6 separate regions of the Homo sapiens genome follow, and all the other regions are linked to region 6. A link is a contact called in ENCODE Hi-C or POLR2A ChIA-PET data. All regions are on one chromosome and are shown on one strand. The core of a region is the stretch at or near the end of the contact, and the rest is flanking DNA. Distances in the headings are between cores, read along the strand shown.

Evidence for each region. Hi-C counts contacts between places; a loop is a spot of excess contacts on that map. ChIA-PET counts read pairs that join two places held with the same protein, here RNA polymerase II (POLR2A). Pooled maps may share reads with other maps.
Region 1: a loop to region 6 is called in a pooled map, with 6 times the contacts of the local background. The contact joins the promoter of PRDX1 here to the promoter of MAST2 in region 6. A Hi-C loop is called at or near these places in 7 of 50 pooled maps. POLR2A ChIA-PET finds 5 or more read pairs at or near these places in 6 of 52 experiments (AG04450, H1, K562 and 3 more).
Region 2: a map of CD4-positive, alpha-beta T cell shows a loop between it and region 6 (5-fold over the local background). The contact joins the promoter of TESK2 here to the promoter of MAST2 in region 6. A Hi-C loop is called at or near these places in 6 of 168 maps with a recorded cell type or tissue (CD4-positive, alpha-beta T cell, PC-9, ascending aorta and 2 more), 1 of 37 single-sample maps with no recorded cell type and 13 of 50 pooled maps. POLR2A ChIA-PET finds 5 or more read pairs at or near these places in 1 of 52 experiments (GM12878).
Region 3: a pooled map shows a loop between it and region 6 (8-fold over the local background). The contact joins the promoter of RAD54L here to the promoter of MAST2 in region 6. A Hi-C loop is called at or near these places in 1 of 37 single-sample maps with no recorded cell type and 11 of 50 pooled maps. POLR2A ChIA-PET finds 5 or more read pairs at or near these places in 2 of 52 experiments (GM12878 and OCI-LY7).
Region 4: a map of sigmoid colon shows a loop between it and region 6 (7-fold over the local background). The contact joins the promoter of TOE1 here to the promoter of MAST2 in region 6. A Hi-C loop is called at or near these places in 1 of 168 maps with a recorded cell type or tissue (sigmoid colon) and 9 of 50 pooled maps. POLR2A ChIA-PET finds 5 or more read pairs at or near these places in 2 of 52 experiments (A549 and PC-9).
Region 5: a map of naive thymus-derived CD4-positive, alpha-beta T cell shows a loop between it and region 6 (4-fold over the local background). The contact joins the promoter of LINC01144 here to the promoter of MAST2 in region 6. A Hi-C loop is called at or near these places in 1 of 168 maps with a recorded cell type or tissue (naive thymus-derived CD4-positive, alpha-beta T cell) and 4 of 50 pooled maps. POLR2A ChIA-PET finds 5 or more read pairs at or near these places in 3 of 52 experiments (GM12878, H1 and activated T-cell).

The regions. Positions count from the first base shown.
Region 1 is chr1:45,520,562-45,523,488 of GRCh38, reverse strand. PRDX1 (peroxiredoxin 1) reads left to right here and starts at 1,605. Exons shown (of 6, transcript NM_181697.3): 1 at 1,605-1,660. RefSeq lists an enhancer at 1,127-1,206 and a silencer at 2,249-2,411.
Region 2 is chr1:45,489,392-45,492,691 of GRCh38, reverse strand. TESK2 (testis associated actin remodelling kinase 2) reads left to right here and starts at 1,529. Exons shown (of 11, transcript NM_007170.3): 1 at 1,529-1,840. RefSeq lists enhancers at 1,241-1,535, 1,822-1,871 and a silencer at 1,372-1,591.
Region 3 is chr1:46,246,307-46,249,297 of GRCh38, reverse strand. RAD54L (RAD54 like) reads right to left here and starts at 1,535. Exons shown (of 18, transcript NM_003579.4): 1 at 890-1,535; 2 at 700-786. The coding sequence starts at 892. RefSeq lists a silencer at 1,715-1,974.
Region 4 is chr1:45,338,474-45,341,808 of GRCh38, reverse strand. It overlaps TOE1 (target of EGR1, exonuclease), which reads right to left and starts at 1,639. Exons shown (of 8, transcript NM_025077.4): 1 at 1,505-1,639; 2 at 594-736; 3 at 466-506; 4 at 240-336. The coding sequence starts at 1,556. MUTYH (mutY DNA glycosylase) reads left to right here and starts at 1,839. Exons shown (of 16, transcript NM_001048174.2): 1 at 1,839-1,910. RefSeq lists enhancers at 314-980, 1,279-1,628, 981-1,649, 1,650-2,317.
Region 5 is chr1:45,302,445-45,305,494 of GRCh38, reverse strand. LINC01144 (long intergenic non-protein coding RNA 1144) reads right to left here and starts at 1,585. Exons shown (of 1, transcript NR_024270.1): 1 at 1-1,585. LOC105378691 (a long non-coding RNA gene) reads left to right here and starts at 1,749. Exons shown (of 3, transcript XR_947287.4): 1 at 1,749-2,003. RefSeq lists enhancers at 1,253-1,492, 1,953-2,012 and a silencer at 1,683-1,862.
Region 6 is chr1:45,802,336-45,805,708 of GRCh38, reverse strand. MAST2 (microtubule associated serine/threonine kinase 2) reads right to left here and starts at 2,097. Exons shown (of 29, transcript NM_015112.3): 1 at 1,637-2,097. The coding sequence starts at 1,813. RefSeq lists a silencer at 1,830-2,269.

The DNA of each region.
Region 1 (2,927 bases), core at 356-2,855, 280 kb after region 6:
GCTAATGCTCAGGAAATCTACGTTTTGTTTTTTGAGACGGAGTCTTGCTCTGTTGCCAGGCTGGAGTGCAGTGGTGCTCTCGGCTCACTGCAACCTCTGCCTCCGGGTTCAAGCGATTCCCCTGCCTCAGCCTCCCAAGTAGCTAGGACTACAGGCGCGCCACCACACTCGGCTAAGTTTTTGTATTTTAGCAGAGACAGGGTTTCACCATGTTGGCCAGGATGGTCTCGATCTCCTGACCTTATGATCCGCCCTCCTAGGTGGCCTAAATCTACATTTTTACATAAGATAAGGTGAATGTTTGAAGAAAAAGGGAATGGAGGAAGAAAACAATTATGTGGTGGACTCAGGGTAATCTAGTAGTAAGGTACTACTAGAAAGGTAGAAAGTAGTCTAGTAGAAAGGTAATCTAGTAGTGAACATTTATGGAATTTGTGGAATAGAGGCCAGGTGCGGTGGCTCGCGCTTACATTCCTAGCACTTTGGGAGGCCAAGGCGGGCGGATCACCTGAGGTCAGGCGTTGGAGACCAGCCTAGCCAACATGATGAAACCTCGTCTCTACTAAAAATACAAAAAATTAGCTGGGCGTGGTGGTGCGTGCTTGTAGTCCCAGACACTCCGGAGGTGAGGCGGGAGAATCGCTTGAGCCCGGGAGGTGGAGGTTGCAGTAAGCCAACACCGTGCCACTGCACTACAGCCTGGGCGACAGGGTGAGTGAGACTCCGTCTCAAAAAAATGTGGAATAGAACAAACTTTAGTTTTAGGAACTAGACTTTATATTGTAGATCTAGTTGCAATTGACACGTCCTTGTTTTATGGGAGGCTACATACTTTAAAGGTTTCCAGGGGAGCAAATAATTAATTATGATTTTGTGTATGTGTGTTTGTGGGGGGTAGTCATCAGGAAATGTCTGAGGCCTTTTGCCTTACCGTGTGGGTCTGGCTAATGTGTAATGTTTTGACTCAAGATTGTAAAGTCAAATTATTCATCCGGGGAGAGGATGGTCGTGTAACTGAATCAGCCTCCCAAGATGAACTTTCCCTCTGGCGTAAGTTTAGGAGTCCTGATATTTTATTTTCCTTTACAACAGAAAGCAGCAACCCTGTAATTAAAGAGAACAATGAAGGAAGCTATCTAAGCCATGAGGGTTACTGAGGATCTGCGCTGGGGTTAAGGCTGCGAACTTAAGAAATATTTGGATAGACAGTTCTCATGGCTTGGTGTGGTTAGACGTGGTCCTCCGTGGGCAGCAGCTAAGACGCTTACTCCAGTTTGGGCATTGAGGGCACAGTGCGTAGTGGTCCTGGAAGTAAAGAGAATCCTGGTTTTCCGCAGAGATCTAGGATTAACCTAAGCGTTCGGGTTCGGGAGCGGCCACAAGGGCGCCTCACTCCAACCTCAGCCATCCGCAACAGGGTGGGGTATTAGTATTTTTCCGCACCCGCCCCAACGAGGGAAAGCGCCGAGTCATTCCGGCGGGGCGCGCCGGGCGGGGCTCGGGCCACATCCCCCTCCTCTCTCTCCTCCTCCGGCACCCCCGTCCGTTCCGACTCTCGCGAGATCCCTACTGGCTATAAAGGCAGCGCCCCGGAGAGCTCTTGCGCGTCTTGTTCTTGCCTGGTGTCGGTGGTTAGTTTCTGCGACTTGTGTTGGGACTGGTGAGTGTGGGCAGTGCGGCCCCTGCGGAGTGAGGCGCGGCGCGCCCTTCTTGCCTGTTGCCTCTTCCTCCTCCTGTCCGGGGCCCGCCCGCGCTCGGGTGGGGGTGCTGTGATGCGTGAGGCAGCCGGGGGAGGCCCGGAGTCCGAGACTGCTTGAGCGCTGCGCACACCCCTCTCGTGGGCCCCCCACGTAGGTGCGGGAACCTGGTTGAACCCCAAGGCAAGCGTGGACTCGAGTCGAGTCTTCCCCCGGCAACTCGAGCACGTGGCGCGGCGTCTGGGCGGGCTGGTGGTGGGGGTCTCCGAGACTAGCCTCCTGCCGGACGGGGTGGGTTCGGGAAGCTTCTGGAATGGACCTGTATCCAGACTCGTGGCTGTAGAAGACAGCCTCTATGTATTTGGCTGTTCCGGGTCCTGAGCCTTGACTAGCTGCGGAGCTTCGGGTACCCTTTCCCCGTCTTTATTTTCCTGTACGTGGAATGGAGTTAGCGATGAGCCCAAATGTCCCCGCTGAAGCACTCTCTCTGCTGGTGCTTTCTCCAGTGCTGGGGAGGGACAGGGGGCACCTGAAGTGGGGTTTAGGGATGTGGCCCTCTACGCTGGGCAGATCCCCTGAAGGGGCCCGGTGGCGGCCTGAATCCCAGCAGCCTTTACCCCGAATTGGTTGGGTTTTGTACTTGGGGGCCACTTGGGAAAGAAGGATTGGACGAGAAGGCCATTTGGGGGCACCAAGTTGCAGCATGCCTTAGTTTTTGGTTTTTGTTTTTTGTCGTTAAAGGTGTTAAGGACTTTTTAAAAAACAGTTAAAAGTTTGCTAAGATCCATGCTTACAAAATTTCTTTTGCTTGTGGTATTGTGAACTAAGAACTTTGGGACTTGGAAAAGCTTTCAGACCGCGGCTTAGTGGGTTAAATCTCTGTTTTTTGAGCTAGAGTCTCGCTCTGTCGGCCAGGCTGGAGTGCAGTGGCGCGGTCTCGGCTTACTGCAACCCCTGTCTCCCGAATTCAAGCAATTCTTCTGCCTCAGCCTTAGGAGTAGCTGGGATTACAGGCTTGTGCCACCAAGCCCCGGCTAATTTTTGTATTTTTTTTTTTTTTTTTTTTTTGAGACGGAGTCTCGCTCTGTCGCCCAGGCTGGAGTGCAGTGGCTGGATCTCGGCTCACTGCAGCCTCCGCCTCCCGGGTTCACGCCATTCTCCTGCCTCAGCCTCCCGAGTAGCTGGGACTGCAGGCGCGTGCCACCACCCCCGGCTAATTTTTTGTATTTT
Region 2 (3,300 bases), core at 280-2,779, 310 kb after region 6:
TGGAGTGCAGTGGTGCGATCTTGGCTCACTGCAACTTCTGCTTCCCGGGCTCAAGCGATTCTCTTGCCTCAGCCTCCTGAGTAGCTGGGACTACAGGCACGCGCCAATACACCCAGCTAATTTTTCTATTTTTAGTAGAGACGAGGTTTCACCATGTTTGCCAGGATGGTCTCGATCTTCTGACTTCGTGATCCCCCTGCCTCGGCCTCCCAAAGTGGTGGGATTACAGGCGTGATCCACTGCTCCCGGCCCTGGCCATATTTCTTAAACTTTATGGCCACCAGGAATGCATACCACTTATACTCTTCCAGGAGGATGAAAGTCTTAAGATGTCTGAAAAGGGGTCTCTAACCCCTGGGAGTGCTAATACAGTAAGGCCCATACTGCTTGCTCTTGCCCTCCTCCTGTTCTAGTCTCTTCAGTCATGAGATTATGAGCTCCTGATGTCCAGGCACATGCAAAAAGTGAAGAAATATGTGCCTTGAACAGCTGGGCAGAATTCTTAGCTGGGAGCGGTGGCTCACGCCTGTAATCCCGGCACTTTCGTAGGCCAACGTGGGCCGATCACTTGAGTCCAGGAGTTACAGACCAGCCTGGGCAACATGGTAAACCCCGTCTCTACAAAATATACAAAAAATTAGTCAGGCATGCTGGCGTGTGCCTGTAGTCCCAGCTATCCGGGGAGGCTGAGTTGGGAGGATCATCTTAATCCAGGAGTTTGAGGCTGCAAGTGAGCCATGATCGCTCCATTGCACTCCATCATCCTGGGCGACAGAGTGAGACCCTTCTAAAAAAAAAACAACCAACAAAAACAACAAAAAATCCCAACTTATTCCCCACCAGCTTTCTTTCAAAATCTGTTTTCAAGCTAGCTGAAGTGTTACCTCCTCTAAGCTTTCACTTAACCGAATCTCATAGTCATGATTAATTGCTTCCCTAGCATTTTGTTTAGCTCTACTGATTGCTCTTACTATTTCAAGTCGGTATTATTGATATATTTTTTCCTCCTCACTATACTGAAATCCTGCAGGACGCAGCATTCTTACCGCTTTTCCTTACTCAGCTATACCTTGACCAACCCGAAAGCCGCGCCAGTCTAGTCCATTTTCTATTGGCTTTATCAATTACCAATCATTTCTGTGTTTAACATTTTTATTGGTCCATCTTGTGTTTACTGCCCCGCCCTCTAAGAGGCTCCTGGACTTGGGTTTCCCCCAGGTGTATTCCCTCCTCCTCGGTTCCGCCTTTCCCACACACTGCTTCTTCTGTTTTTACCTCGACTTCCTTCCTATTGGTTCCCTTCGTCCTCCGGAGTTGGCACCTACGGCTGTTGATTGGCTTTTCTGGACGCCCATTGTGCCCACCCTCATACCACGTGGCATTCCTAGCGCTAATTGGGCAATTCCACTACCTCGTTTATCAGGAGTTGACGGTTGACTGGCTACTCTGAGGGAGGGCTTGAGGGAGGGGCGTGGCCAGCCGAGACCCCGCCCCCAACCCCCCTGCTGGGCCGGGTAGGCGTTTCAGTCTTTCGCGGCCCGGGAGCTCAGCAGAGCTACCAGCTGCCCTGTTGGCTTCGCTGGTCGGATCGTCCTCCTGGCCCCGCCAAACAGGCGGGGGGAGCGGCCCCGACTGTGGGGCCATGGCAGTAGTCTCCTCGTTCGCCGCCGCCGCTAGCCTAGCTGAGTCGCCGGCTTCTGCGCTAGGGGCTCCCACCGCCTCCGCAGGCTAAGGAGCCGCTGCCACCAACGAGCTGTGAGGGTTACTATGCTCCCTCTTTGCCGCCGTCTCCTCCTCTTGCCCGCGCAGGCACCCCTCTGGCTGCTCAGTCCTGCCTCAGGTAACGTGAAAAGAGGACGGGGGTCACAAACCCGGGCATCCTGCCTGGCCCGCGCGCGCTGCCGCTCCACCTCCTCTGCCCCGGAGCAGAGGCGCCTGCGTCCCTCCGCACCCGACGGGACCCCTCGGCTTCCCAGAGGTCCCCCTCTCAGCGGCGGCGGACGCTCCCTTCCTGGCCGCTTTCCCCTTTCCTTCTCACTTCCCTCAGGCTCCCCGCCACGTCTGCTCCCCCTTAGAACCTGGGAACCCATTAGAAGTTACCTCGCTCGCATTAGGGATCTTTCGTTTTCTCGGAAAACTCTTGTTTCAGAGACTTCCAGCTCCCCACTGAGCGCCTCCCTGCTCGCATACCCGCTCCTGCCTCAGAGATCTGGGTTCCTTCACTTGACTTCCCTCCGATACACTCTTCCCTCGAAAACGTTCACCTCTACCCAGGAAAACAATTCCCTCCCCTCAGACCCTACTGCCTTCCCCCTCTTCTTTCCTCGCTTGTCATCGTCTCCCTTCCTTTCCCCTCTCTGCTTTTTACTCTTCGCTGTGAAGAGTGGACTAAGCCAGTGTTCAGATTTCGCTACAAGCGAAATCCAGGTTTGCGTAATTTAAAAGTCTTTAAATTGTATACCTCTGAGAAGAACTTGCTGAGGAATTTGGACTTCATGCTGCATGCATGGGGAGCCGTTGAAGGTTTTGTAAGCAGGAGCTTGGTATGATTGCATTATCTTTGGTGAAAATATAGAGGAAGGATTGAAAGTGAAGACCGTGGAGGCGGAAAGGCCAGGTAGGCAGAAAACGAGTGTGCTCATCCAGGCGGGAGGGAATGGCCCGAAATTCCAAGAGGTTTCAAAATAAAGTTGAGAAGAATAGTAGAAAGTTTCTGACTTGGCTGATGGTGTGAATCGGTAGTGTTAATTGAAATAGGGAACATAGTCTCTGGTTATACCACCCTCAACGCTCCTGATCTCATCTGAAATAGGGAGCATAAAAAAGCAATTTTGAGAGAAGGTAATAAATTTGGTTTTGAACAAGTTAAGTTTCAGGGTTTGTTTGTTAGTTTTTGTTTTTTTTGACGGAGTCTCATTCTGTCACCCAGGCTGGAGTGCAGTGGCACGATCTCAGCTCACTGCCACCTCCTCCTCCCAGGTACAAGCGATTCTCCTGCCTCAGACTACCGAGTAGCTGGGATTACAGGCATGCGCCACCACGTCCGGCTAATTTTTGTACTTTTAGTAGAGACGGGGTTTCCCCACGTTGGCCAGGCTGGTTTCGAACGTCTGACCTCAGTCAATCCGCCCACCTCGGCCTCCCACAGTGCTGGGATTACAGGCGTGAGCCACTGCTCCCAGCCGAGTTTGAGGTGTTTTGAAATATCACTGTGGGTATCTGGAAATTTGGGTCTGAAAATTGGGAGAAAGCTTGGACCTGGATACATAAATTTGGAGGGTCAAGAGAATATATGGGGGA
Region 3 (2,991 bases), core at 286-2,785, 440 kb before region 6:
AAACACCAGCACCCCTACCCCACACCTTATTCACACACTGCTCCTGCCAAAAAGTGCCTTCTAGTCCTTGCGTAGCTGATCCCTTCCTTCAAAGTTCCAGTGGCCAAGCCCCCACTTCTTGAACTGCTCTTATTCTCTGAAGTCCATGCTGCACTGTCCTATTTATTTTGGTTTACATAGGTCCTGCCCACAGCCAGCCCCAACAAGCCTCCAAAACAGGAAGCAGAGCCCAGGGCCCAACCTAAAGTAGAATATACTGTACTTGAGTATGAGCAAGGACTGGAAGGACACAACCTGTCAGATCTAGGCCCAAGTGAGCCCAGGACTCCAAGGTAGGCCCAGAACACTCTACTGTTCTGTGACACTGGGCAGGGGACAAAGAGCAAAAGAGCCAGCTGCTAATTGCTGTTGTGTAGCCCTTTTTTCCAAGCAGAGTCAAAAGGTCCAATCCAACTGGCTCTTTTGCTTATCTTTTCCCACCAGGAAAACTGAGGCTATATTAGCTTCTAGTGACTACCCTGAGGATAAAGATTTTACTAATCTTGTTCAATGCCTGGCACATAGTAAGTACTCACTAAAAGTTTATTGAACATACAAAAGAGGCATCTGGAATTGGCTATGTAACCCTAGAAACCAAATCCTGGCTTCTTTTCTGTCCAAACAGCTCTACCCACCTTCCCTGTCCCCTTGAGTGCTCACCACTAGGCCAGGTTGCCAGTCTTCATCATCACAGGACCTGCCTTCAGGTTTTCTCTTGGCCAGCTGGCTGGGAGCCAAGCTCCTCCTCTGTAAAGGGAGAACAGAAACAGTGCCTGCAAGGATCCTGCAGCCTAGGCCTACTAGACCCTGACCCAGGGCTATTCCCAGTCTCCCCTAGGCCCACACTTACCATCCTGGGCCTAGGAGTTTAAAACGTCAAGTACCCATGAGCCAAAGGTCAAAAGCAGGCAGCGGCTAAGAGTGTAGGACCAGGGTCTAATCTGTAGAGGGGGCTGCTACATTATTGAGAGGACCGGCTAATTAAAGAGGGGGCATGGATGGCGGGAATCCATCCAGGAACTGGTGTTTGGAACCAAACTGTGAGAGTGGCCGTCCCCAATAAGCCGAGACGAGAGATTAGGCCAAAGAGGAAGAGACCAAGCAGAGATTAGTGTGGGATTGGGGAGGAGGCAGGTGGAGTCCCAGACTGGGCGGAGTGGAGTGGGGATGATGGTCCCAGTCCGGGTGAAGGGAGGAGGTAGTTGCGCGGCGGGGCGGGGTGGGATTGGGGGTGGGTAATCACTGGCCAGGAGAGAGAAGCTGGGGTGAAAGTCCGAGGCCCGGGTGGGGAGGGCGAGTCTGGAGAAAGGAAATTTCCCAGGGCTGGAGGTGGAAACCAGGATCAGACTCAGGGAGGTCGAGCAGGAAGCCACGCGGGCGTGTAAAAAACCCAGGTTAGGAGGGGAATACCAGGAGGGGCTGAAAAGAGCGACAGAGATAGACGCAGACCCCAGCACCTCTCTCTCAACCTTCCTGTTCCCAAAGCGCGCGTTAACAGCCGCCAAGACTCACCGACCCGCCAAGACCGGGTCAATCGAACCTCCCGCCGCGCTGCCGTCGTATCACCCATTGGCTGCGTTCGATGAGTTCGGCGCTCGCGACCCAAGGAAGAGGCGGGAATAGTGCTGCGCCCAATGAGGAGTCTGGGCTCTGGAGCTGGAGAAGCTAAATTGACCTACTAGGAGGCGTGACTTAGATGGGAGGGCGGGGCCAACAGAGGTGGGCGGTTGGGCGAGAAGAGAGGGGCGGGGCGGGGGCGGGGGTGGCGGGGGAGGGGCGGGGCCAACAGCGAGGAGCAGTTGGGCGAGAAGAGCGGGGCGGGGCGAGAAGAGCTGGACGGGGCGGGGAGGGGCGGGGCCAACAGTGGGGAGCGGTTGGGCTAGAGGAGCGGGGCAGGGCTAGAAGAGCTGGACTGGACGCGACGGAGCGGGGAGGGGAGGGGCGGAATTACTACCTGCGAGCTGGAATTCGGCCCGTCTCGGGTGTTTGTCCCAGGTCGGTGAGCTGTGGTCCCGCAGCTATGGAAGGGAAGATTTACGCCACATTGAGCAGCAGGGGAGTTACCACCTGTAGTGGACAGCTGGGGATTATGAAAGGCGGCACATTTCTGGGAGTTTGGATTGAATCTACAGTGGTACCAGGTCTAGAGCGGAGGGCCGGGGTTGGAGTCAGGCCTCGCCCACCCAGAAAGTGGGGAGAGGCATTCGGCCCAGACTGCCACGTGGCGGGCTCGGGCAATGGGAGCCCCCGGATGACGCGACTTTCTCGCTCAGGGGTGTCTTGAAAGAAGCTGCCTTCCTCTCCAAGGCCAAACCGCGTTGGAGGAAGCGTTGTGTTTGGAGTCAGAGATTTAATCATCCAATCTCTCAAAACGTCAGTTTCTTCATATCTAAAGTGGCATTATAATAGTACCTCCCCCCCATGGCTATTCTGACAAGTAAATTAATGTGCGTAAAGCACCCAACAGTGGCATGCACAACCTAGGTACTCACTAATAATGATAAGGGTGTATTTATAGCATTTACCACCAGGCATTTCTGAGCTTCTAAGATATAACAGTTCATGTAATGCTCATGACTATGAGGTAGGTTTATTTTTGTCCCCATTTTGTAAGTGAGGAAACAGGCCTAGATAGGCTAGTAACTTGTACAAGGTCACACACCTGAGTATAGCTTAAGCCATCCTCACAGGGTTATCAAGAATTCTGAGGTCAGGCATGGTGGCTCACACCTGTAATTCCAGCACTTTGGGAGGCCGAGGCAGGAGGATTGCTTGAGCCCAGGACTTCCAGATCAGCCTGGGCAACACGGAGAAACCCCATATCTACAAAAAAATTAGCCAGGCATGGTGGTGCACAGCTGTAGTCCTAGCTATTGCAGACGCTGAGCTTGGAAGCATCGCTTGAGCCTGGAAGGTCAAGCTGCAGTGAGCCAAGATCGCGCCACTGCACTC
Region 4 (3,335 bases), core at 390-2,889, 460 kb after region 6:
TGGGCACAGTGTACACTGGGTGATAGGTGCACCAAAATCTCAGAAATTGCCACTAAAGAACTTACTCATTTAACCAAACACCACCTGTTCCCCATAAACCTATTCAAATAAAAAAAAAAAAACTATCAAGTCAAAAAAAAAGATTTGGGAGAGAAATGCTTCCTATCTGATGTTCCCTAGAATCTCTCTACCCTCCACCCCACAGCCACACCTAGGATTGGGGTGAGATCAGCTCATACCTTGTCTGGCTGCCGCTTGAAGCAGGCGAGGCCCAGGGAAAGGATAGAACGGGTCCTGGCAGCATGACACACGGCCTTGTAACGTTCCTCAATGCACCTTGGGGTTGGGTATGGGGGTTGCTGTGGCTAGGAGTTAGCCTTATGAAGGACCCAAACCACCCAGGTCTGTGACCCCCCCACTCCACAGTTGAGGGCTGGCACTAAAGAGAAAAGGGCTTATACTTACTGGTTCAGCAAACTCTTCCTGTCCCCAAGCCCACTCAGCTCCTGTGGGTAGGTAAAGGGAGAGTTGTGACAGGCCTCTAGCACCAGCCCCTTCACAACCACCTGCCCTCCTTGTTTCCCAACTCTCACCGTGTCCACAGCCACGAAATTAGCTGTCTTTATGGCTAGCAGGAGGGATGGCCACATCTCCTTGAAGTTGTTGCTTTGCACATCCACTACGGGAACCTGGACTACTAGCTCCTCCCCAGATGTTGTGCTTTTGCTGACACCACCTGGGGGTTAGGAGGGTGATGGATGTTCATGCTTAAGGAAAGAGCCCAGGGGAACAGACACCAAGCTAGGCCACGGTGATGGTGGTAAGGGGGGTAGTTTCCATTGGTAGCTTTTCCCACAAGCCTTTGTAACCCACGTGTTCTACACACAGGCCTTGGAGTGGAGAATGCCCTGAATTTGGGGAGAGGAAGCCTGAGTCTTCTACTGGCTTGTATGAGCCTGGGTAAATTACTTCCCACCTCGCTTTCACAATCTGTAGAGGAGAAAGTTGGACTAGACGACCTTTGATTCTTTTTTCCCATGTCCTGCAGGAAACATTTTGTAGGGCTTGAGGATCTCAGCTCCCTTAATATCCCACAGGGATCCATACTACTGTTCTCATGGTGCCCCAGCGCCACAAGCAACAGCTCCCAGTAAGCCCCAGAGCCTGGCAGTGCCCCACACCAGAGCTCCCAATACGTCCTACCTTCCTTTGGATCACAACGCTCAATCCACTCCACTGAACTGAATCACAACTATTACTACTAACCGTTATGAGCTCCAGACTACATCTCCCGCCATGCCTCCATCAGCCCCATGCTCCCAACGCTCCAGGCTTTTGCAGCCGGAGCCGCGGTGTACAACGGAACTTGTAGTCTCCTCGTGGCTAGTTCAGGCGGAAGGAGCAGTCCTCTGAAGCTTGAGGAGCCTCTAGAACTATGAGCCCGAGGCCTTCCCCTCTCCCAGAGCGCAGAGGCTTTGAAGGCTACCTCTGGGAAGCCGCTCACCGTCGGAAGCTGCGGGAGCTGAAACTGCGCCATCGTCACTGTCGGCGGCCATGACACCGCTCGTCTCCCGCCTGAGTCGTCTGTGGGTACGCTGGACTTGCGGTCCGTCTCCTGGCGCGGTTCAGGCAGTCGGGGATGGGGCGGGGTCTCGCCGTCGGGTCGCCGATGGGTCGAACTTCCGTTCAGACGTCCCGGGTCCGGCGCGGGGAAGGCAGCCTGGCGCGCGCTAATTGCCTATTGGCCTGTGCTGCCGGCTCGCAGCCCGGGTGGACCCGAGCCACGCCCCCTGGAGTGCGCCGGAAAGCCGGGCGCGCTAGAGCTCGCGGGAGGTAATCTTTCTCTCCTGCTCTCGCGGCGGGAACGCGGGGCCTCCGTGTTCTGCTGTCTTCATCAGCGTGGGCCGCGGGTAGCGGGTAGTGGGGTGGCTGGGTTTGGGCTTTCCAGAGAAGGTGACGCTGCCTGAGCTGAGCTTAAAGCACGCCCAGGAGTTAGACTAGGAGAGGGTCGTGTGGGGGAAAGAAGGGCGTTCTGGGCATCGGTAAATTCCCAGAGAGGATGGAGAGCTCAGTGATCTCCAGAAAGTGAAAGAGGCGGGGAGTGGGCCATCGGAGGAGGCTGCCCAGGGTGTAAGAGCGACCGATTGGTAGGGAAGCTTTTGTAATAATCCAATCAAGTGATAATGTGAACTTGAATTAAGGCTGGCAGTATGGATGGCGAGGAAGGGACAAATTGTGAAGCAGCTAGGCGGTATAGTCGACCTAGAGGGTGATTGAATTTGAAAGAGGTTCCTAGGCCGGGCGCGGTGGCTCACGCCTGTAATCCCAGCACTTTGGGAGGCCGAGGCGGGCGGATTACCTGAGGTCCGGAGTTCAAAACCAGCCTGGCCAACATGGTGAAACCCCGTCTCTACTAAAAGTACAAAAAAAATTAGCTGGGTATGGTGCGGGCGCCTGTAATCCCACTACTTGGGAGGCTGAGGCAGGAGAATCGCTTGAACCTGGGAGGCAGAGGTTGCGGTGAGCCGAGATCACGCCATTTTGCACTTCAGCCTAGGCAACAAGAGCGAAACTCCGTCTCAAAAAAAAAAAAAAAAAAAAAATTCCTATTGGAGACTAGTCCCTCCGTAAACACTACGATTCCCATCCACCTCTGCCTTCCAGTGCTCCTTTGTTACTCATTGTTTATAGTTAATCTTCAGCTTCTCTCAACTGAGCCCATTTCATCATTATTCAGAACTGCTTGGGCCGGGCGCAGTGGCTTATGGCCTGTAATCATCTTAGGAGGCCAAGGTGGGAGGATCGCTTGACCCTAGGAGTTCAAGACTAGCCTGGGCAACATAGTGAAACCTTGTCTCTACAAAAAGAAAATTAAAAATTAGTTGGGCATGGTGGTGCGCACCTGTAGTCCCAGCTACAGGAGGCTGAGGTGAGAGGATGGCTTGAGCCCAGGAGGTCGAGGCTGCAGTGAGCCATGTTCTTATTGCACTCCAGCCTGAGTGGCAGAGCAGCAAAGTGAGGGACACACTGTCTCTAAAAACAAAACAAACAAACAAAAAAAAAACAAAAATAAAAAAACTCTTTGGATTTCTCCTATCCTAAAAAAGGGAAACTCTTTTGACTATCCCCCATCCCATTAATTCATTTAACAGGTATCTATTGTGTACAGTTTACCTGGCACTGACTTTGGACACACACCAATCAACAAGAGAATCAGTCCTTGCACTCAAGTCGTTTTTTACAGTCAAATTCAGGAAGTACACACTGATGGAAAGAATCAAAGTAATGTAAAATTACATTAGGTAAGAGCTACAAGGCAGAAATATGTGATAGGA
Region 5 (3,050 bases), core at 336-2,835, 500 kb after region 6:
AGACATGAGACATCAATCGATATATGTAAGAAGTACGTTGGTTCCGTCCAGAAAGGCGGGGACAACTCGAAGTGGGGAGGGGGCTTCCAGGTCGCAGGTAGCTGAGAGACAAATGGTTGCATTATTTTGTTTCTGACAAGCCTCTCCAAAGGAGGCAATCAGGTATGTGTCTATCTCAGCGAGCAGAGGAGTGACTGAATAAAATGGGAGGCAGGTTTGCCCTGAGTAGTTCCCAGCTTGACTTTTCCCTTCAGCTTAGTGATTTGTGGGGCCCCAAGATTTCCCACAAGTGAAAGGAAAATATCTCAATCCCCCGCCCCAAATCACCAAGCTCAAAGGAAAATTCAGGTTGGGAACTGCTCAGGCCACACCTGCCTCCCATTCTATTCAGTCACCCCTCTGCTCATGATGAACAGGATGCTGCTGAACCCTGGGGTCGCTGGGGCCTTAAATGACTTTGATGATGAGAGACTGGGCATGGAGAGCTAGAGGCCCTCATCTCCCTTCCCCAGCGAGTCGGAAGCGTCCCCATTACTAGTTCCTAGAATATGCTGAGATGTCTCAGGTTGCGGTGTGCAGCTGGGAGTTGCAGCCTGGCAGGAGGCCCAGGTTTTAGCCTGTGAACCGGGGCCCTGCTATGTAGGCCAGGGTGGCTCTGACCTGGCACTCTGTGGGGCCAGGGCAGACATAGCAGCAAAGGCCATGGGGTCACAAAGAGAGAGACTGCAGAAGGATCAGGAGTAACAGGCATAATGGGGCTATTCTTCCCTAGGCCTGAACACTGGGAAGGCACTGGCAGGGCCCCGGTTTTGATGGTGGATTCTTGGAGTAGGGGCCTTGGTAATAGGGCTCTGAGTGCTGGGGCAGAATGGGCTATCTTGACCCTTCATAGTCAGGGTCCCAAGTGGGCAATCCTGGAGCCTCCAGGTCTTTGGTCCAGCGGCGGGGTTTTCCACTCAAGGGCCACAGGTACAGACAAGCAGAGCAGAAACAGCCCCCCCGGCCTTTCACTTCCCACCTGCTCCCGAGGGAGAGAGTAAGGTTTCTGGGGGTAAGTGGGGGCTATCTGAAAGAAAAGGGTGATTTTGGCTGGGGCTCGGTGCCCTACAAGAGCCCTTGCTTGACTTTGACGCAAGGCACAGACTGGGCTCTGAAGGGGCAGGCTGGGGGGTAGACGTCGTCATGGATGTTGGATCTCCCTTCCGGCCATGGCCCAAGTACGACCCCTGTTCCCTTAAAGTCAGGACCTCGCAGAACTTTCGCAAGATGGGTCCTCGGAGTCTGCCCGCGATTGCGCTCCCAAGGGGTGCCGCTGCCGAGGGTAGGCGCGCCAGTCGAGATCAAAGCGGATGGGATGACGCCACTGGAGGGCGCGCGGGGCCGCGGGGCAGGGTGGTGCTCCTGCTGCAGGTTTCAGGCCTCTTCTGCCTTCTACAGCCGCCAGGTCAGCAGAGGCGGAGGCCCGGGCTGTGGATGGCCGAGGAGCCGAACTCGTGAAGCCACGTTCCTCCTGCAGCTCTTAACCCAGGCGCGGCGGCTCGCCGGGCCGCTCCCCTTACTCCGAAACCGTGAGCCTCAGCCCTTCCCTCTCTCCCCAATCCCAGGGGGCGCCGGCGGACACCCCAGAAACCCACGCGCTCTCGTTCCTGGTCCCGCCCCCTCTACGTTCCCTCCCCCTCTACGTTCCCTCCCCTTTTCCTTCCAGAGGCGGCGGCCCCGGAAGCTCCCGCCATTCTGGACCCGCCCCCTCCAAGCTCCCGCCCCTTTCCCTTCCTGTGGAGGCGGCCTCGGAAGCTCCCGTCTTTCTGGACCCGCCCCTTCCCCACCCTGCTCCGCCCTCGGCCCCGGCCCCCGCTCCGAGCTCCCTTAGCTCTAAGCGGTTCCGGAAGCTCCCGCCTTTCTGGACACGCCCCTGCCTCCCCCACAGGATTCCGACTCTCTCCCGGCTCGTCGAGGGCTTGACATTTTACCGGGGGGTGGCCCAGAAAAACCTCGTAGAGATGGTGACTTTAAAAAATTCTTTTTCGGCTAGGTGCGGTGACTCACGCCTGTAATCCCAGCGCTTTGGGAGGCCGAGGCGGGCGGATCACTTGAAATCACGAGTTCGAGATCCGCCTGGCCAACATGGTGAAACCCCGTCTCTACAAAAATACAAAAATTAGCCGGGCGTAGTGGCGCAGGCCTGTGGTCCCAGCTACTCGGGAGGTTGAGGTGGGAGGATCGCCCGAGCTGGGGGAGGTTAAGGCTGCAGTGAGCTGTGATCGCGCCACTGCACTCCAGCCTGGACGACAGGGCAAGATTGTGCCTTAAAAATAAAAACTTGTTTTGGTAAAATACACATAATATTTACCATATGTACTTTTTTTTTTTTTTTAAATGGAGTCTGGTTCTGTTGCCCAGACTGGAGTGCAGTGGCACACCACTGGGTTCAAGCGATTCTCGTGTCTCAGCCACCCATGTAGCTGGGATTACAGGCATGCGCCACCACGCTGGGCTAATTTTTGTCTTTTTAGTAGAGATGGGGGTTTCTGCCATGTTGGCCAGGCTGGTCTGGAACTCGTGGCCTCAGGTGATCTGCCTGCCTTGGCCTCCCAAAGTGCTGGGATTACAGGCTGAGCCACCGTGCCCGGCCCTACCATGATTTTTTTTTTTTTTAAACAGAAGTCTTGCTCTGTCGCCCAGGCAATGGCACGATCTCGGCTAATTGCATCCTCCGCCTCCGGGGTTCAAGTGATTCTCCTGCCTCAGCTTCCAGAATAGCTGGGATTACAGGCACCTGCACCATGCCCAGTTAATTTTTGTATTTTTGGTAGAGAGGGAGTTTCGCCATGTTGGCCAGGCTGGTCTCGAACACTTGACCTCAGGTGATCACCTGCCTTGGCCTCCCAGAGTGCTGGGATTACAGGTGTCAGCCACTGCGCCCAGCCTACCATGGTATTTTTAATGGCCACGTAATACCCTGTGTGTGTTATATTGTGTGGATGTGTTATATTAATTTAACCAGCCCCCTATTGATTAACATTGTAGCTGTTTATAAAATGGTGTAGTAA
Region 6 (3,373 bases), core at 848-3,347:
TTCTCTGAGACTGAAGCTAAGGATGAGAAAACACAAAAATCATAAAATAAAGAGGAGGGAAAAATCAAGTAATCTTGAACTCTACCATGAAATACGCAGTAAGGTCAACTGGACAGGTAAACTGAGACAGGAAAGGACCTGGACTTGAAGTTCATTGTACAAGTTTTGACTAGATGATACTGCAGAGAATGTAAAAGATAAGTATTAGGCACATGGGGGAGTAAATTGCAGCAAGAGGACAATGCTCAGCAGCTAGAAGCGGGGCAGAGATGGTCAATGGTGCAGTCTCCTCAGGGCTCAGTGGGGAATAAGAGGTGGAAGAACAAAAGGGGGGAAAAGTCCAAGGGCTACCTAGCATGGTATATAATTTTTAAACTGTCTAAAGGGCCGGGCACACTGGCTCATGCCTGTAATCCCGATTACCTGAGGTCAGAGTTCCAGACCAGCCTGGCCAACATGGTGAAACCCTGTCTCTGCTAAAAATACAAAAAAATTAGCTGGACATGGTGGTAGGCACCTGTAATCCCAGCTAGCCGGGAGGCTGAGGCAGGAGAATCGCTGAACCCAGGAGGTGGAGGTTGCAGTGAGCCGAAATAATGCCACTGCACTCTCCCCTGGGCGACAGAGCGAGACTTCGTCTCAAAAAAAAAAAAAAATGTCTAAGGAAAATGCTAATTTATCTGAGAGAAAAGAGGTAAGAGACCTATAAGAAGTCTTAAAACATTCATGGATGAAGTCAGTAGGATCCCGAATAGAGCTGAACAAAAGGAAAGCTGTCACTAGAGTTCATTACTACAGAACATTTTTCTGTAAATCCAACAAGACCAAGGATTACTTATTCTCCTTTCACTAAACTTATTACCGCTACTAGTGGCAGCTTCTCCTGCCTGATAAAACTGACCTTTATCCCCTACTCATAAATACACCTACTCTTGACTAATAAATTACATAAACATATCCTGTTCATTCAGAAACTCCATGAATATTTGTATGCTGCTGTGTTTTCCCAGTAATGTGTTTTCAGTGGAAAACTAGCAGGCAAACCATATATCTACGAATTCTGTTCACAAAATTGGGCTTAACACTGCTCACATGCAGGTGTTTCACAAGTGCTTTCTTGTGAAATAGATGGTTGGTAAAGAGAGCCTTAACAATGATTGTGAACACACTGGTACAAAAGTATAATGATGGCCAAATCAGAGAATGCTTGGGAGTGTCATCCGTTTTTACAATTTTAAGGACAACCTCTAGAAAACAGGATAACACTACATCAAATTGACTTACATCTTACTCTATTTACTCCTATGGATAACTCCTCAACGCCTCTTTAGTAAGCCTACTCGTTGCAGCTCACACACTCAGCCCACATTCCAGCGTCCTTTCGCCCCATCCAGAACCCCTGACTATCTCTTGCACCAATTTTTCATTCTTCTACACCCCCATTTCCAATACAACCCCAGGCCACCACTTCCATTTCTCCACTCCCCATTTCTCGGCCTCCCCAGACCTCCCACTCCTCCCCGCGAACTACTCAGACCCCACCCCTCCAAAGCTCCAGCCCGGGTCCTCCCGCCGAAGATCCCCTCCCCCACGGCTTCCATTCAGGTTCACCCTCCCGGATCCCAACCCGCCCTACCTGCTCCTTGCCCTCGGGCCCCGCGGGGCCCGTCCGCTCCTCCAGCCGCTGCCTCCCGGGCGGCGCTCGCCGGCGCGGCGGCAAAGACTGAGACAGCTCCGCTGCCCGCTGAACTCCATCCTCCCGGCGGTCGGGCGGCGGCGGCTGCGGTCGGTCGCGGCAGCGGCTCCGCTTCATATCTGCAGCTGGGGCCCGCGGGCGTCAGCGCCGCGACTGTCCCGGCTCCGCACTGCCCCGGGCCGCAGCGCAGCCGCGCCAACCACCACCCGCGGCCACCATGGCCGGACGGGCTCCCTAAGCCACCGACCCCAGCCCGCGGCGCCTTCGAGCCTTCTGGGGCCTCCGGCGCCGCGACCTCCTCTGCGCTCCTCACGGAAGAGACAGCATCGCTGACGCCTCGCCTTCTCCCACCCAGCACACGTTGGGCAGGCCACCCGCCGCCGGCTCAGCCGCCTGCCTACAGCCAGCCTTCGGCCGGCCCCGCCCCTCACGCGCGCGCACCGGGAGCCCGCCCGCCACCTCCGGCCGCGCGCCGCCTCCCGCGCACGCGCCAGCGAACGGTCGCAAAGGACCCGCCCGTGGCCCTGGCGCGCAGTCGGAGGACCAGAAGCGAGCGGGGCTCTCGGCGCGCCGTCAGCGGCTGCGGACTCCCATTGAATCTTTCATTCATCCATTCATGAAACTGCTGGGCCAAGCTCAGTGCTGGGGACCCAAAAATGAGTTCGAGTCGATCGGTGTCCTCAAAGAACTAGGGAGAGAGGGGCCGGGAGCAGGAAGGAGACAGAATAACACAACTAATGAATAGAAGGCTAATGCATGCTTTTTTATTTAGTGCCTGCCAACTCTCACCTAATTCTCACATCACACTTAGGAGGCAAATCTGCGCATTCTCATATTACAGATAAAGAGACTGAGGCGAAGTGAAATGCACCAGGTCACCCAGCAAATCAGTGATCAAACTAGACGGAATTCTGGCTCTTCTGTCCCTTTCCACCGTGTTTGCTCTTTCCGGACAGTAAGACAGTGTGGAAACGCCTATAAAAGTGGAAAAAGTGATGGATTCCTTCTGGGAGGAGGAGAGGACAAAAAAGGCATACAATGAAGTCATCGTGTAGAGCCCAGCCCAGTCTGCTGTGGCCTGGGTAGCCTGACCTGCTGCCTGCAGTGACTCATCTGCTCAGCAACATGTGGTGGTAGCTCAGCTCTGGCCTCCCTCTGGCTTCAGCTGGTCTGCCACATGTTGTGTTTTTCCTCTTTTGACCTAGAAGCCTTGCTTAAAGCCTTCACCCATTTGTCCTGGGCCTCTTCCCTGACCCCTTTCTGAGTAATAAAAATAGCCAACACTATGGAGTGCCCACTGCATACCACACACTGTGCATTCAATTCAGACATACACAAACAAGAAGTAAGTTGTATTTCCATTTTACAGTTGAGGAAATAGGCTCAAATTACATAATATGCTCAACATCACACAGCTTATAAGTCCAGAGCCAGGACTCAAACCCAGGTCTGCCAGATCCGGACAGAAAGACAGTGCGGAAACACCTATAAAAGTGGAAAAAGTGATGGATTCCTTCTGGGAGGCCGGGAGGATGCACATAACCAATGTGCTCTACGGCCTGTCACCAGCCTGCTCCTCTATTCCCTGTCCCAGTTCCTTACCACCCATCCAGTTGCCTCAACCAGAAACCTGGAAATCATCCTGGACTCCTTCCTTGTCCTTTCCTCACATCCAAT